Linked DNA regions of Mus musculus: all the other regions are linked to region 2. The links are chromatin loops, found by intact Hi-C in ENCODE. Cell type or tissue: gastrocnemius. All regions are shown on one strand. Links, peaks and the distances in the headings refer to the core of each region. The heading gives the core; the rest is flanking DNA.

Region 1 (5,000 bases), core at 1-5,000, 170 kb before region 2:
ACAAGGTAGCTTTTACCCATCTGTAACTCTGCTCTCTTCTGGCCTCCAGGGGAAGGGCCATGCATGTAATGCAATACATATGAACAGGCTAATACACATACAAATAAATAATATACATATGTATAATATATCTATATATACACACACAGACATAATAAGTATATATGAAGAGTTCACAGAAAGAATCAGGACATAAAAGGTTTGCATGTCACCAAGAATCCTTCTTTACAAAGTAACTGTTTAGCTTCTCAGCAGCTAGTAGAGATGTCACTCAAGGCAGGTGTGCAATGTGCTTCATTATACTTCCACTTGTTCTGAAGTACAGGCCAGGAAGGCTGGCAAGAATGTGAATCCAAAGGATTACACACCTGCCTGAGGCATTGGGAAGGTGCCCGTCCCAGACCACTGGGCTTCTGAGAAGATCCGTCTATGGAGCACATAGTAAGTGGCTGCAGCACCTGCTTGGCCCTTTGCCTAGGGCTCCTCATGTGCAGCTTTCTATCAGCCTTTGTATGGAGTCTGAAAGCAGCTTTGATCAACAGTCTCTAGGGTGGCACCATACTCCCTCATCTGGTTCCAAGGGAAGCCAGAGTTCAAGGCAGTCTGCTGCCTCCTTCTGGCTTTTTCAAGAAGGTACTTTGTGTCCCTGGAGAATCATTCAGGAGTGGCCATAGACTGACTCTTACATACCAAAAACAACTTTTGATAGAAAAGAAATGGCATTCCATTACCCAGTATGCCATTGTGTAACTGAGAGTGAAAACGGCTGTAAAGTTATGGAGTGGGAAAAGGCGCCTTCCAGTGTTCCATCAGCAACTAGCTTAGCTCTCCCTCATCCGTGGTCTTTGTATGCTTTCTGCTGCCCATCATCAAAGATGGCTCAACACTATGCAATGGAAAAGTCTAGAAATAAACAGTTCATGAGTTTTAAATAGCATTTATCACAGTATTTCTCATCTCAATAAATTTGTGTGTGTGTGTGTGTGTGTGTGTGTGTGTGTGTGTGCATGTGTACACATGCTTGTGCAAGACAGAGCTCCACATTAAATGGCTTCCTTAAGAACTCTCTGCTTTATTTCTCAGCACCAGGTCTATCTGCAAACCTGGGCTTCACCGATGTGTGTTGACGAGCTGGCCAGTGAGCTTTCGGGACTTGCTTCAGTACTTCCGGTGCTGGAATTACAGCTGTGACCCTGCACTTACTTTTTCACAGAGGTGCTTCAGCTCCAGAGTCTGATCTCTGTGTTTTCACATAAAGAATGTATATCCACAGGGCTATGTCTCCATTTCTCCAGTATAGTTAAGAATTGTCTTGGTCATAGTTGATGTGAATCTCTTGCTGCGACTGATTTGCAAACTTTATCACCAGTGTGTCTATATAGGAAGAAACAGCATGCATGGAGCTGCTAGCATCTGTTTTGTTTGTTTGTTTGTTTTCAGACAGCTGCTTAGGGTCTTAGGATGTATCCCCTTCATCTCAATGAGTTCAGGGAAACCAGCATGTTTCCTTAAACAAGATATTGATGTTTGGTTTTCTCTGTCTTATTTACCTCCAATGTAATGGAATCATATTATAAAGCTTGCAGTGTGTGTGTGGCTTAATGAAATTATATACCAGAAAGTACCTTGTAAATTTAAGAAGTATAAGCAAAAGCAACATACACAGAGAGGGAGAGAGACAGAGAGACAGAGAGAGACAGACAGAGGGACAGAGAGACAGAGACAGAGAGAGACAGAGAGAGACAGAGAGAGACAGAGAGAGCAGATTAGGATTTCTCAGAGGATCATGGCATCTGGATAAACATAAAGGAAACTGAACTAGATAAAAGACCATCCCCGCTCCCCATACCTCTCCCACAGTCTCTCAGCAGTGAGAGACAGCAGGGGGCAGTGTGTGCCTGAGAGAAACTGAGCAAGGTGGGCTCTGTCTATTTGAAGCTAAGTGGAGCTGTGCATCTGGGAAGAAAAACATCTGAGATGATTAAAGCAAACTGGGGAAAGACACACTGCTCTACAGTGCTAGCAAGCTGGGGCAGAAACAAGACACAAAAAACACATAGCTCTTGTTTATGTTCAAGATACCAAACTTCTAAAATAGCACTGGGCTTGAAGGTTCCTTCCTGGGTAAGGGGCACTGATCAGAATCTCCCTGCCCTCGGCTGTGACAGCCTGTGATGGGATTCTTCTCAGCTCAGCAGCCTGGGACAGTAATTTGGTGTTATCAGATTAATTAAGTAATTTATGTGGCTAAATTTACATATGAATATTAAATATCAGGCTGGGCTTCTCTAATCAGACAGCCAGTGTTTTCAGGGTAACACTTTGTTCCCAAAACATTCAGAAATATGCAAATTGGATTCTTTAATGAGGCTGATATTTATGTAAGGGAGAAGTCTTCCAGCTAGGAAGACGCCTTCCCATGATATTTTTGTCTGACACCTAAAGCTATGCTAGATGCTTCCCTCTGGAGCTGCTCATTATCAACAACATTATTTATTTATTTATTTTCCGCTTTCCATTCTGACTCTGTGACAGTCGGTCTGGCTGTGGCGAGGTCATAAGATCTGCCCTCTGGTCCAAATTCTGGGTTGCTATTTATTAATAGTAAACCTGGGTAATGAGTAGAGTATGCGGAACTTGGTTTTCTATGGACAGAACAGGAGGGACTGAAACCAAGAGCTACAGACTAAAAAACTCTCTGCAAAGCTTTGCAGGGTGAGCCTGGCACACAGTGCCTGCCACCTGTAAGTTCTCCATATAGGTGAACTGTCCTGTGCAGTTCTCAACTGACCAGACTCTCCTGTTTTTCCTTCTAAGCTTTGATGTGGAAAATGGCCCTTCTCCAGGTCGGAGCCCACTGGACCCTCAAGCCGGCTCTTCGTCGGGACTGGTACTTCATGCCGCCTTTCCTGGGCACAGCCAGCGCAGGGAGTCGTTCCTCTACAGATCTGACAGCGACTATGACTTGTCACCAAAAGCGATGTCCAGGAACTCATCACTTCCCAGTGAGCAGTAAGTAAAACTCTTCCGGTTCCTCACTGGGTTTGAGCCTCACCCTTGACCCTACTGAAGTAGCAGCAGCAGCAACGGTTGCCATCCCAATGGAGGCAGGAGAGAAACTGAAGAAGTAGCAAAGACATCCATCCATCTTAAGGACTTGCAGAATATAGACCAGGGTTCCCATGGTGTAAAGGAAAACAAATCAAGGCAAGCGCAGTGTTCAGCTCATGTCTGCTATCTGAGAATGTTCACTGGGTTTATTTCCTGACCTGTTCAATTGTTTATAGACTGGAAACCTTAACACCTTTGGCAAATCATACTTGAATATATGGATGTATGAGGTCTAGGACTGGAACAAAAATGGTGGTTGCTTCCTAACCTCCCTCACTGGCCTTGGCTCAGTGACATTTAGGTAAGGGATCACCCAGCCACATGCCTGTGTCCCTTCTGTGAAACCTTGCCATCATACTTATCCTCTGCCTGGCTCCCTGGAGAGATACAGAGCAGCCAAAGCACAGTCAATCTTCTTGATTGGCTCATTCTAATTGCAGCTAACTGTTGGTTTGTTTGTTTGTTTGTTTGTTTAAAGAATGACAAAGGGTTTGTAGTGCCTGTTTGCTTAAGTTTCTGAACCCAAATAAAATTGGTTGCTGAAAGCCATGACTTAAAAGGTTTCTGGGCACACAATCATTTTTAACACTGCATGTTGTGAAACTATCAGTAACTCCCTAAAATCTCCAGTCTGGAAAAGTCCACTAGGTTCTTGTCCTCTGTTAAAAAAAAACCCCAAAACATTCGCCTTCTTGTGAAAGGGGTAAGGAATGTTTTAAAGTTGGCAGTAGGAAAACATTTTGCAGAGTCCCTCTGCTGGTAACTTTTATTGCAAGTACTCTAGTCTAGGAACTGGAGAGCTGACTGGGCTATTAACAGCGTTTGCTCTTCTTGCAGAAGATGTAGGTTAGGTTGCCAGGACCCCCATGGCTGCTCTGAAACTCTGGTTCTAGGAGATCTAACATCCTCTTCTGGCCTCTGTAGATGCTAAACACATGGTATGGTGTACACATATACATGCAGGCAAACACTTATATGAATGTAAGAAAAACAAAAACAAATAAATCTGTTTTTAAGGCAGTATATAGTTATAAAACATTCCAATCATGAGTGGGCCAAAATCCACATTTTTTTACTTTCTTGTAAAAGATCTATTGACTCTCCTATACACTTTGCAGTATGCTAGGCTGCAGGGGTTTAAAAAAATGAGCAAAATAATGTGAAAAATCAAAGATGGGTTACAACCAGATCTCATTCCTCAAAAGTCTGTGTACTCTGAAGGGAACTGCACTAAATGGTGATGTTAAGAGGGGCACACACAGGCACACTAAACTCCGCAGACAACTCACATTGAATGTGCGTGTGCTGTAGGCCAGGTTCCTTTACTCATGCTATCTGTTAGCCTAACATCCAAACCGTAGACACTGCCAAGCCTACGTAGTCTGGATTTTATCATGAGAGAGCAAGGGAAATGCAGTGAACTCAAAGTACGCACACATGCTGTCTCAGGCCATTTTACAAACAAAAGGCTAGCTTTGGAATAAATGTATTTCCACGATTAATTTTTACTCTACTAGTTCCCAAGCTCATTCGAGCCTCCACAAAGAGTCTCCAGCTCATGTAGCCTTTATAGAAGAGGCTAATAAAACCCTAGGTTAAACTCTCCCATTTCCTTATGTGGAATAAAAATGATACAGAGAGTTTAAACTTGAAGATAATTGAAAACTTACAAGCCAGTTCTGACTCTGGCTTATGAAACTACAGTTGTGAATATCTCTGCACCCAGCATTCCTGCCACTTGTGTTATCTCTTTATGATTTCATGGACCACTTAAACATTCCCATACCATTACTATTACCTTTATGTCCCTACTATAGTGACAACTTTGGTTCTGGACAAGCAAGAATTGTGTGTGAAAATTATCTAGCATCGTTCTTTTCAACTTTCTT
Region 2 (8,228 bases), core at 1,578-6,577:
CACAGGTGGATGAACCAATGTGCATTTTCTGATATTTTTTATCACTAGTATGCAGTCTATACTGGAGAAGTAGCCACAGACTGAGTTTGGGGACATACCATGAATCTGATGTTCTCTGAGGTTCCATTGATCATTTGACCTCCATAAGCCCTACCTGGAGGACCTTTTTGTGGTGTTCCAGAATCAATGCCCATGCAGAGCTCATGTTCAACAGGTTCCCAAAGGTCTTATTTATTTTCCACACAGTTACTCTAGAAAAATACTGTATGGCTCTTTACTTTTAAAAGGGTTGTAATAAAACTTATAGTAATTGCAGCAAGGTCCCTCTTGAAAAAGACATGCCATACTCTTTATTTGAATGGTTTTGAGTCTGTAAACTTGTCCAAATCAGGAAATTTATTGATGGGCCATGATTTTTCTTTTGCTATAATTCGGGATAACTTTTGTTATTCACCCATTCTGGAATTTTCTACTTCTGCAGATCAAGCAAGGACTAACTTAGTATCCTTCATATCTATTTCATTTCTCAGAGCACTGTGACTAACTAATGCCAAAGGTATACATATGTCAAACCATTATAAACATGACTTTGCCTGTGTTGTAACATTCACACTGCCAACTCAGCCCTTGCTAATCTAGGTTCCTAATCATGCCATGATATTTTAATTATTGAAATAGGCAGCTGCAGCACCCCACTAGAAATGTCTGGCATACACCAAAAGTATTAAGCAGTAGTAATGAGCTCTTTAGATACAGCCTGGTACTCATCTTATGAGTTTCTTTTTTTTTCTTTTCAACACTGCTTATGCTATAACATTATCAATTTCTTCTATTCTTTTTGGTGTGGGTATGTTGTGTAACATTTTCCTCTAAGATTGAAACATTCCATCCTGCAAGAGACTTCCTTAAGGCAGAAGACAAACAACTAAATACAGTTTAGGAAGTCCCTAAAACTGACTGGGTTCACTAGGCCCTTCCTTCTCAGAGTAAGGAATAGAAACTGTTGAAAGTCACTGTCAGACAATCGAAGCCACAAGGAAGACTCTGAGATCAGACTGGATACCTAGAAGAAGCAGAAACTAGCCATGCTGCCTGGAAGAGGTTTAGACCAATGGAGTCACTTGGTAAGAACACTCTCCAGTCTTTTGAGCTGCCTACATCTATGCAATGTGATCCAGATCCCCAGTATTCCTGAGTTGTTACCCATCCTCGGATAGGCTTTGGTGACACTGCTGTTTTTGAGTTATTTCTGCTCCTGTAAGTACCCCCCATATTCCTATAAGTAATCATAGTAAAACTTAGTTCACAAAGTTGGACTTTGCTGATATCTATACTTTCTTTGTCATGGGCTTCCTGTCTATGATGAGTAGATGTGTGTTGGTCTTCTAGAAAAAAAGTTTTGTCATACAATGTGCATGATTGGGGGGAGGGCTATTATTCCTCAGCAACTTTGCTATTTAAGAGAAAGTCTTTTGGTTGGCCTAGAACTCATCGATTAGTATAGGATGACTGGTCAGTACACTTCTGGGATCTGCCTGTCTCCACTTCCCCAGTGCTAAGATTGTAAGTTGCATGCCGTGGCACACATAAATATAGTTTCCGGTGATTAAACAATGAATGCTTCCATGCTAAGTGCTTTCCTGAGTGACCTGTCTCCCAGCCCACAAATCTGTTTTCTATCCTTTTATCAACAAGACATCTTTTGGGCCCTCGTACTGTGGAAAATAGGCTTCAAATAGCAAATCCTGTCCATCATTCTATCGTTTCTGAGCCTTTGAATCCCATGATCAACCTTAAGCCAAGACATGTCAGTCATGCTCAATTCTTTCATAGTACCCGTCTTTTGATGCAGTCTTTAAGTCAAACATATAAACTCTTAGCCCCTTTTAAAACTATGTCTGCTGCATCAGTAAAACTGGAACTCTCTGCTCACTGCTCATGTATCAACAAACTGATCCAGCCTGTGTTTCTTCCATCATCCTCCCACGTGCTTGATACTCATTCCCACAAATATTCTCCACATGTCTGTTTGTGTGAATTAAAAAAGTCAAGTTCTTTAAGGGTATAATGCATCTCCTCATTGGTTGCACTCTGTTCCTTACTTCTAGGGTCCCAGTGAGCTCTAGGTCTGGTTGTAGGTCTAATACTATAACCAAACCTAGGTTATAGGTCTAGAGGTAAAGGTGAGTGGTGAAAATGGGCCCTTGATGTGTCATAAGCACTTTCAGGCAACAAACAAACGTGACTTTAGTCTCTGGGTGGTGTCAGCACCTCCAGGAAGCCTTTCAAACCAGCCAGCATTAGGCTTCTTCCGACTTGTCCTAGTATTTTATCCCTTTTACTCTCAAAACAGTTGTGGATAAACTGGTAGCCTTCCAATTATACATTTGCCTCTCATCTCCCGAGATTTTATTACAGACCTCTCTATGTCCCCAGAGTCAGCACATAATGAACTCTCAGAACATACTTGATAGTTTCCCATCATCTTCTCACTTGCTCTCTGCCCCCTTCTCTGTGCATTTTGTTCCTGCCTCTGTGCACAGCCTGCCCTAGCGTGGTGAGTTCTCACTCAAGGGCCTTGACATTCAGGATCTGTCTGCGTACTTCCTCTTGCTCTCTGTAAGAAGACCGTATTTTCTTCTCTATAATTACACCTAGTCCCATGTAATCTCTGGGTCTCTCCAGTCCTTCCCCAAAAGCGCTTGCCTGGCGTGGTGACTTGATTTGGGTCAAGAAGCCACAGTTAATAGTGACAGCAAGAAGACAGAACCAAAAAGAGCAAACGAAGAAGGGTTTCAGGTGAGCACGAAGCCACAGATTGCTGATTTTAGGCTGGTCTGGAACCCCACAGCCTCATGGTATGCCTGTGAGCAGGCAAGAGAGAAAAATTCAGCCATGTAGCTAGGGAGCTTAGAACTACAAAAGTAAGAGCTGGAGGGGGCAGCAGGGAAACTGAGCTGCATAGCTTGCTTAAGTCTTCTTCTAATGAACAATTACTTTTCCAAGAAGAAAACTAGAACAGACCCCACCCCAACATAGAAGAACTGAATTTCAAAATAAATGAAAGACGTGGTTTTGCTTTCATTCCCCTTTCACATACTTGTCATCCAACCACTAACTCACATACCCACACCTCCACACCACACTCACATAACACACACATATACACATATACAACACACACACACCTCCATATACCCATACCATACTCGCATACCATACATATATACACATATACAACACATGTACACACACAGAGACACAGACATCCATACACCCACACCATACTCACATACAAAACACATTCATTACACATCCAGACACACGCTCACATACCACTGCCACCACTAACATCCCACCTTGATGCTTAGAATGGTCTCTGAAGATTTCTTGGCTTGTTGATAGTCAAGTTTGAATATTTCTACTTAAGAAAAATCATGCATGAGTTTATTAAGAATGGACCCAAATCTGAGAGTCACTGGTTTCCTTGTTTTCTAATAATTAATTTATACTACCACCCTGGTCAAAACCGAGAAAACTTATTCTATAGATACGTCTGTCTTCCTAGTGTCAGGGCTGATAAACCACCTCAGTGTGGACCTGACTTTAGGAGGCATGTCACTGCAAAACTTTGAAAATGGATCTAACTTTGCTCAGAAAGGAGAAACTGTATAGCATCCACACTGAGGTTGTTTGTAAAAATTAAGACCAAAGTGAACCTGCTTGGCAGGCCGGAAAGGAAGCCCTTGTTTCTGTGTGCATGAGTGGTTTTACACCACCATCCAGTGGCAGAAAAGCAATATTGCACCTAAAAATGGTTCTTGTGTCCTGTCTTTATTTTTAATTCTGTCTTCAGTTCCGAGAAGACAGATTCTTCTCCTTCCTTCTTCTATGACCCACAGTGACCTCATCATCTCAGAGTCTTAAAACGTACAGACTTAAAGCCTAGTGTCTGTATGTGAGTATTTTTTGAGGGGGGAGAGAGCTTTGAAAAACCTTCCTGGATGATGAACCCCCAGTTGACAGCAGTCTGAGAAAGCTAATTCCTGAGTGCTAATTCTGGCTCTTCATTTTACCTTCTGTTGTTATTTTTCTTTTGTTTTTTTTCTTTATCTGGCAGTCGAGATCAGACCCAGAGCTATGGACATGCAAGGCAAGCACTCTACTCACTGAGCTGCATCCTCAGATTTGGAGTGTTGGGGATCAAGGTGTTGCTATGTGACTCAGTCTGGCACTGACCTCATTATGCATCCCAAGCTGACCTCAACCTGGCAATCTTCCTGCCTGGACCTCCCAATACTAAGATTATAGGCAAATAACCCACATACTGTTGGAGAAAACATCAGTGATTAAAAAGCACAAAGTATGGTGCCTGAAGAGAAACCATATGTCCAAGTCCAGAACAGCAGACAATAAGCCAAACTTCTTTACTTCCTCTTTATTATGATTCTATTTTCTAAGTGGCAACCACACTTGCGATGGGTGAGATTATGTTTTGTTCCTAAAACGCGGAGAAGGCGCCCTTGCCTGTCACCCTGGGTGACCTGTACGGGCCACACAGCCAGCTGTTAAGACAGCTTCCTCTTTGATGTCGCCTTTGGATGTGTTTCTGACTCTAATTCACAAACTTCCAGATTAAACTGAGAAAAAAAAAATGTCTTGCTTTCCAGTACAAAGTTCTAATCATGTCTTTGTTTTTCAATTGCTGAAGTAATTTGGAATAAGTATTCATTGTTTATAATGGAAGTGTTATTTTATCCCTAGCCTTTGTTTCTCTTACTGGAAAAATAGAGTGTGGAGGGAATGGCCTTAGAGAACTAGAAGGTGTCTTACCCTTCTAGAACATGGAGGCAAAATTCCTTAGGATTCTAGACTATCAAAATCCTTAACCTTTAACTTGTCAAAGGTACACACACACACACACACACACACACATATATATATATCAACTTCTGGGAGAATGGTATATGAGGAAAAGGGTGTATTTTATAGGACCTTCCAGGTGAAATATCATCAAATGAATAGTTATGTTAATATAATAGACATGATTTTAGTGTATTGATGCATTTGTGGGAGTGAAGGAAAATAAATCTATGAACTAAATAGTGACAGTTACAGACTAATGCATTGTGAGTTATCAGTGAGCCTGAGGAGGCTTGACTGCCTGGAACTAAGTATTGATGTCACTCTGCAATTGCCACCCAACTAGGGTTTTAGATCATACAACTTAGATCCAATAGTGTAGTCAACAGCTTAATTAAATAAACACAAGAAATACAGAGAGAAAGAAATGAAAATCTGGACAATCTCAAAACCCACAGATATGAGAATGTCCTGATAAAGAGTTCAAAAGTCATGTGTAAAAGAGTAAAAGAGATTAAAAAAAAAAGAGTAGATAATACTAGCAAAAAAAAAAAAAAAGACAAGAAAAATATAAAAACATCAAGGCAAATTCTAGAAAGAGCTACATAAAACTTATAGATTACAAATACAAATAAATGAATGAGCCAACAGAGAGAGCAGAGCTGAAGACACAATTATAGAATTGGAAAGCAACTTAAAGGAGCTACCTCTCACAAAGCTCAAGTGGTATAGGGATGAGATAAACTCTCTCTGGGCCCTCCAAAGGCTCAAAGATGGAGTCTATGAAATATATTGACACTGAATTATGTGACTTATAGATGTGAGTGTGGGGATTATAAGACTCAAGGAATTCCCAGCCTGACTGAAGTTTTTAAAAAGGTTTCTAGTTACAAAACAGAGTGGGCTTAGGCATTCTAGCAGAGAAATAGCTACAAGTTATGCAAGTGCACGATGAGGAAGTGGGAATGCTGAAGATTGCCTTGCCGTGCAGAAGTCTCTTGGGCAACCAACCCTGTTTTGGAGAAGCCCTGGGATGTAACCTGTAACAATGTAGCATTGGCCTTCTTTTGTGAATCCATCTTCTTTTGTGGGTAGGATTTTAAAGAGGGATTATATGGAGACCATGCTCCCTTTGCAGAGAGTTATTTTTGGGCAGATCTTCAGAGAAGGCTTTTTCTTCTGATTCGGCTCCCTTTGAGTGATGGACAGGAAAGTTAGGGGGGGGGGTCAGAGAGACTATAATCATTCTTTACTCAAAGCACTTATTATGTCCAAGTGCATACTTTGATGTGTGCACTCGATACTCTGCACATTAGGGGGACCAATAATTGTATGTATGAATATATGACTTAGAGGCATAGATGGAGGGAACAAATATGAGCATTGTTAGAGTCCCGTCAGAGGAAGCTGGTTGCACACATGCAAAGGGACAAAGTGATGTGGGGGTTAAGAAGGTAACTTCTCAACAATGAGCTTGCATGAGGAATGTAAGGGTGAGGACAGCGGAACTCTGAGTTTGATGAATTATGTCCTTATCTTTACAGCAGATCCCAGGAAACCTGGGACTCACCAAACAACAGAAAAATATAAGAATATAGATCTGTGGATGTGTTTAAAAGGTAGAAGTTGTTAGACTGGCCTTTGGAGGGAGCAAGAGACATGGAAAGAATATAGTCCATAGCGGTGGGCTCTGGCATGTCAGATTATGGGTCCCTGGTACATTTTCCTTTTTTTGTTTGCAAAGCTCTACATAAACAGCTGTTAGTGTACACTGTGTAGGGTCATATAAATTTTATGTACCTTCTTAGGACCTTCAGATGAGTTACGAATCAAAATAAACATAAAACAGCTTGAAAGAAGAAACCCAAATTACACACACAGCAGTGCCATCTAAGCATGAGACTCAGTCTGGAGGCGGCGGCGTCAGGCTGTATATGCATATTGAGTGTATGTTTGGGATAAGAACATATGTGGTGAATAAAGACTGGCATGTTAGCAGCTAAGAGTCTCTAAAGTGATAAACACCCTTTGAGGAGCAGTTCTTCTCAGCAGAGGGACCTGTAATTAGAAGAATCTCCTTTATAAATGTGAAGTCACCTTACTACCACTACATCTATAATTTCTTACAATAACTACCTAGCAATATATCAATGAGTACTTTCAGGGGCAATAAATCCTGAGCTACCATGGTTTCCTAAAAGTACTATAACAAAATGCCACAAGCTGGATAGCTTAAAATGATAGAAAGTTATGGTATTATGTTGAAACTAGAAGCCAAGTTATGAACAGACCATATTCTTCCCTGTAAGCCATAGAGAATATTAAATTCTGTGTGCTTTTCCTGGTTTCCAACATTACTGGAAATTTCTACCACTCTGACCGCTGCCTTCATCATCGTGTGGCTTTTTCTCCCTGTGAGCTTGCGGCTGTGCCTCAGCTCCTCTTGAAGGGCAGGAGTCATGTGGGGGTGCATCTTACTTCTTAATATCTGCATTTTAACAAATTACATATGCAACAACCCTTTGGCCAAATAAGGCCACACTCAAGCCTCAAGGAAATGTGTGGACACTGAGATCCAATCTAACCAAGGCCCTTGGATTTAGACCCTGTCTCATAGACCAGTTAGCTGTATAATCTCAAGCAAGCTGCTGGCTCTCCCCGAGCAGGTCTTTTCTGTCAGTCAATGAGGGCAAGAATATTATCCCTACGGGCATTCTATAAAGATCATGAAAGGACTTAGTGTGTGCCTGATACACACACTAAATTATTTCTACAATGTTTCTATAGAAAAAGAGTACGTGTTAACAAATATAAAGGGAGAGGGAAAAGTCATATAGATCTGAAAGTACAATATGCCATTTAACGAGAAGTCAAGGAACAGAGTGCCATTTATTCTTTTGTCTCTCATGTTACACTCAGTGCCTAGTGAAGCAGCCAACTCAGCTCAGGCACAGGGCTTGTGGTCACCTATTGCTTAGTGATGCAAGCCACCTATTCCAGCCACATGTTAAAAGCTCAGAAGACATACACTGTGTTTTCTAAAACTACTTGTCTAGTCCAAAAGTATGTGTTCCTTTCTTTTCCATTCCTTTCCCTTCATTGTGCAAGCCAGATGTTCTAGATTTTAAAAAAAAATCATTTTAACTCCATCTCAAATATGCCCAAATCTTTCTGTTAGCAGGAGGGAGATGTAAGGCCTATTTGTCAGAATGGAGTTGTCTTGTCCGCCTAACTGAACTTCATTAAGGTTGGGCACGGATTTGGAGCAAAGTTATATCCTGAGGCTGTGATTAACTTCCCAGGAGAACTAGCAGTCAGTTTTCTCCTTTTCATGATCAAATATCTGACAAGAAGCAAACTAAGGG
Region 3 (5,000 bases), core at 1-5,000, 160 kb before region 2:
GTTTCACACTGGTGTTTGCATCTAAACTAAAGTGATATTCTTTTTTTTAAAAAAAATCCCATTTTAGGAATATACATTTTCCTTTATCTAATTCCATTGTATCCTTTATTTTTAAAATAAATTATTTTAGTTTTTAAAGTATTTCAACATTTTAAATTTGTATTTTATATGCATGGGTATTTGCCTGGATGTATAGCTACATACCACACATGTTCAGTGTCTGCAGAGACCAGAAGAGGGCATAGCATCCCTGGAACAAGACATCCTGTAGGTGACGGGAATCAAACCAAGGTCCTCTGGAAAAGCAGCCAGTGCTCTCAACTGCTAAGCCATCTCTCCAGCCCCATGAAGTGAGGCTCTTTAACTCCTTTTCTCCTAATTATCCCTGTACAGGAAGAATTGAAATCAATACAGGGACAGCCCCTCCTTTTTCCAATGCTCCTGCCTCTGCCAATAGATCCAAGAACAGGGGTCATGGCAACTCCAGGTATCCTGATGCAAAGGCTGCTGGGATGTCTACAGAATGGCTTTTCCCCGGGAGCCCTTCCAATCTAGTACAGAGGAGTTACAAATACAAACTCATTTTAAAAAGTGGAAAACTGCATAATTCTGCCGCATTAAATCCGAGCACTAGGAGAATGTTGGCTTTGAAATGTTACTTACATGGATTGGCTCAGTAGAATATACGGAAATTACTTGTCGGTTAGGGGAGAGTAGGTGAATGAGTAAAAAACAAAACAAAACAAAACAAATGTGAATGGGGGATGTAAAATGGCTTCAACTTTTAGCAACAAAGACTAGATTGCAACGATGCTTTCTAGTAAGAGAGAACTAAGTTTTCTTGGCTCCCCTAAGGCCAGTGCAGCTGTGTTCCTGAGTGTGGCGATCTGTTGGGCTCTGCTCCATTCCTGGGCTGGAATCATTTCTAAACAAATGCCTTCACATATTTTGGTACAGGTTTCTCAGTGGAAACACAAATTACTGGAAATTAGCAGGGGCGGTTTTTCTTCCAGAAAACTATGGCAGAAATTTGCTCTCTCCACAATGAGATTCAAAGCCCACCTGCAAAACCACAGGGGGGCGGAAGGGGGGGGGGAGCCGTATTTTTTTCATCTGATCATCCCATGTGCAAAGGCTCAACCAGGGACCTTTCAGAAGCTACCACGTACAAAGGCGTATGTATGTTCTAGAGGGAAATAGCACCTAAAATCCAGGATAAAAAGTAAAAGTGGTAGGCCACTTAAATTTAAGACCTGTTTATTGATGGAGGGGCAAAGAGTACAATGGGGTATCAAAGACTCAAGTTAGAGCCACAGCTGTTTCAGTTGATTGCCATGACTGTTAAGATGTGGGGTCTCCCTTATGGTCTAAATTATCTGTAAGTAAAACCATACGCTGATGAAACATTGCCGGTATGTATGCCATATGCTAAAGTACTTTACATATGTCCATTCATTTAGTCTCCGCAGCCTCGGTGTGGTAGGAGCACGTTTTTGTTCTGTTTTGTTTATGCAGATAAGGATGAAAGCATGGGACATGGAGTAAGAAGCCAGGCTTGAACCCCAGAAATTCAGATGGGAATCCAATCCAAAGACATGGGATTTAAACTAAACAAGGCCCTAGATTTATCAATGATATGCCTACCTTCCAGCTATTAACATGTTCACTCTTTCTTTTAGTGAGTATGTACTTAAATATAAACATTTTGTGAATAAATAAGACACTTCCTGTGCCTTCATAAACCTAAAGGATATATAAGTCAGTTAGTAGCATTAACACCTTCAGAAAGAAAGACAACACTAGAGAGGCTTGTACAGCACTTTAGAAAGCCTGGCTAGGCTGGGTGAACGGCCTATTGGAGGAGATTCGGCTGAAGTAAAAAGACTAGGTAGGCTGGAGGGTAGGCTGGAGAAGGCTGCTCTACCTAGCTTTCTAGCTAGAAGGACTGTGGAGGGAGGGCTGAGGCCGGTGAGGCAACAGCCCCCTTGTAGTGAAAGGCCTATGAGCTGTTTTGCGAGCTGCAGGTGAGCAGTGCTTCAAAACATCCTGTAGGGAGACCATCAAGAGGTGTCTGGTTTGCAAACCATCTCAGGAGCTTGAGAGTTAGTAGCATTAACACCTTCAGAAAGAAAGACAACACTAGAGAACCTAACTAAGCAAGCAGCTAGGGGCAACTGTGGCCTCCTGTGCATATAATCTCAAGAGCATGGACTGACAGCAGTGAAGGCTTGGTGGGCAATTAATAAATATTTGCAAATTGCCTGACAGGGCTTAGTGGATGCTTGTGGGATGAGGCAGAGAAAAGCTTTCCACCGGGCCAGCATGCTGCATCTGGAATTAACATCGTTCATTAACGATTAGGCTCTTCCGTCTGTTACACACAGCAATGTCCGTGAAAGCATTTTGTAACTATACTATACAATAGAAACATAAGTTGTACAGACTGCAATAGGGCCAGTCATACAAATCTTAAAGAGGCAGAAGACAGGCAGGCAACTGCCTAATTACCATAATAAAGATCCACTACTGAGGGCTACCTCATTGCTCACAGAACCCCGTATGCAGATGAAGAAGTTAAGACACAGCTTGTTTAACTCTCATGGATGATAATACTATCTTAGAAACAAGACAACACTGGCCAGAGGCAGTAGGTGTGCTTCCAATGACTGCAGTTCTAATCTGTAGAAGACAGGCTCAAGGCAACTATTAGTGCAAGACAATTCCACATATTGTAATGAAACAGAGAAATGGGGAGTAAGTTAAAACTCAGAGTATGGTGGTAAGAATCAGCATTTTTTATTGCATTTTAAAAAGCCATTTCATGGTTAAGATATGACCTACACACTCAATTCCAAGATCCAATTGCAAGATGTCATTCCATACTTGGGAGTCCTCAAGTTAGTTTGTAAGGGTGTAATGTTCCAATTCTGTCACTAGAGGGTGCTTGTGTAACAGTTCTGAAAATTCCACTTTGCTGTTGAGATGCTTAAACTGCTTTCTCCAGTGAGCTGGGAAATCAACCAGTCAATCGATCAATCAATCAATCAGTTTCCATAGTCAAATATTTTTCTATTGCAATTGAAGTCTATTCTTAACTTACAAAATAACATATTATGATTTCAAAATAGTTTTGTAATCTAGATTTTTTGTTTGTTTGTTTCATTTTACTTAGTTTCTTCCTTGATACTTGCTCTACATCTGCTTATATCTCTATTGGCTATTATTTGACCTACAGCATTAGGTTAGTCACTCTAACGATCTTACAGAGCCAGTGCAGGTGATCTGCCAATATACCTCCTCCCTCCCCGCAAAGTTTCTGAATATCCTGCTGTCAGAACTCCAAAAGGAAGTCCCCTGGGAAAGCTTTGCTGATGCTGTGCTGTGCTGTGTTGTGCTGTGTTGTACTGAGCTGTGCTGAGCTGCGCTGAGCTGTGCTGTGCTGTGCTGTGCTGTGCTGTGCTGTGCTGTGCTGAGCTGTGCTGTGCTGTGCTGTGCTGTGCTGTGCTGTGCTGTGCTGTGTGTGCTGTGTGTGCTGTGCTGTGCTGAGCTGTGCTGTGCTGTGCTGTGCTGTGCTGTGCTGTGCTGTGCTGTGCTGTGCTGTGCTGTGCTGTGTGTGCTGTGTGTGCTGTGCTGTGCTGCCCTGTGCTGTGCTGCGCTGCGCTGCACTGCGCTGTGCTGTGTGTGCTGTGCTGTGCTGTGCTGTGCTGTGCTGTGCTGTGCTGAGCTGTGCTGTGCTGTGCTACGCTGCGCTGGGCTGGGCTGGGCTGGGCTGGGCTGGGCTGGGCTATGCTGTGTTATGCTGTGTTGTGCTGTGTTGTACTGAGCTGTGCTGAGCTGTGCTGTGCTGTGCTGTGCTGTGCTGAGCTGTGCTGTGCTGTGCTGGGCTGCGCTGGGCTGCGCTGGGCTGCGCTGGGCTGCGCTGCGCTGGGCTGGGCTGGGCTGGGCTGGGCTGGGCTGGGCTGGGCTGGGCTGGGCTGGGCTATGCTATGTTATGCTGTGTTGTGCTGTGTTGTACTGAGCTGTGCTGTGTTGTACTGAGCTGTGCTGTGCTGTGCTGTGCTGTGCTGTGCTGTGCTGTGCTGTGCTGTGCTGTGCTGTGCTGTGCTGTGCTGGGCTGGGCTGTGCTGGGCTGCGGTGGGCTGCGCTGGGCTGCGCTGGGCTGCGCTGGGCTACGCTGGGCTGTGCTGCGCTGTGCTGTGCTGTGCTGTGCTGCGCTGTGCTGTGCTGTGCTGTGCTGTAGTGTGCTGTGCTGAGCTGCGCTGTGCTGTGCTGTGCTGTGCTGTGCTGTGCACCCTCTTTAATTGTGAATTTCTATAGTCATACTCCCTCTCCAGATCACTTGCCCCACATCAGCTCCATGTGAGTTGATATGCCTGTGTCTTATTGGATGATTTGACACCCAGCTCAGTGTGTGTTGCACTGTCTGTCTCCCTAAATGACTTGACTTCCATTCCGTAATTAAACACCAGATATCCAGGGTCACTGAAGATCTGCATAACTCTGAATCAATTTCCCTGGGCTCCAACTCACCCTTGCATATTATGAACTATGTCAGCTTTATCTCGAAAATCTGGACAGGAAGATCTTTCACCCATCTGGACGTTTGCCATATGAAAATGCAGGCAGTTGGGGTGCAAGTTACCACATGCCATTTCTAACAATCATTTCTGACTCCATTTTTATTCTCTCTGCTTTTAGTCCCTTTCTGAAACCCCTGAGCCTCTCCTCTGGCCTCCTTAACTACAGATACTGCCATGAACAAAGTCATCCCCCCACCATAGCTCTCCCTCCCGCCTTGGCGAAGCCTAACTCTGTAGTATCAATCCCTTGTTAACACCACCATCCTAGTCCGTAGTGCCACCTGGGTGACCCTGATCACCTTAAACTCAGCATGTACCCTAAAGCTCCATGGGTCCCATGAAAATTCCCAAGTCCTCTGCACTTTTTTTTTTTGTTTTTCTCATGACTATTTTCTCAGATGCTCTTTTTTTTTTTTTTTT

Evidence for each region. Hi-C counts contacts between places; a loop is a spot of excess contacts. Peaks named below come from ENCODE experiments on the same cell type or tissue, not always from the same donor. Only the 100,000 strongest peaks of a DNase experiment are listed, where the experiment ranks them.
Region 1: it touches region 2 in a loop (6-fold over the local background); 38 of 42 quality-filtered maps call a loop at or near these places.
Region 3: a loop joins it to region 2, with 8 times the contacts of the local background. A loop is called at or near these places in 39 of 42 quality-filtered maps.

Annotation. Positions count from the first base shown.
Region 1 is chr4:102,484,394-102,489,393 of GRCm38, forward strand. Pde4b (phosphodiesterase 4B, cAMP specific) reads left to right here. Exons shown (of 15, transcript NM_019840.2): 2 at 2,818-3,012. Among named protein-coding and RNA genes, the nearest start is that of Gm52668, 29 kb to the right of the region's middle. In gastrocnemius, for the core only: CTCF peaks have their summits at 603 (motif pointing left), 1,883 (motif pointing right) and 3,856; DNase peaks (open chromatin) are centred at 453, 1,881 and 3,974; H3K27ac peaks cover 386 bases.
Region 2 is chr4:102,652,938-102,661,165 of GRCm38, forward strand. No RefSeq gene overlaps it. Among named protein-coding and RNA genes, the nearest start is that of Gm24869, 80 kb to the right of the region's middle. In gastrocnemius, for the core only: a CTCF peak has its summit at 3,774 (motif pointing left); DNase peaks (open chromatin) are centred at 3,748 and 4,246.
Region 3 is chr4:102,490,592-102,495,591 of GRCm38, forward strand. The region is part of intron 2 of Pde4b (phosphodiesterase 4B, cAMP specific); the gene reads left to right. Among named protein-coding and RNA genes, the nearest start is that of Gm52668, 22 kb to the right of the region's middle. In gastrocnemius, for the core only: a CTCF peak has its summit at 2,937; a DNase peak (open chromatin) is centred at 3,355; H3K4me3 peaks cover 537 bases; H3K27ac peaks cover 1,004 bases.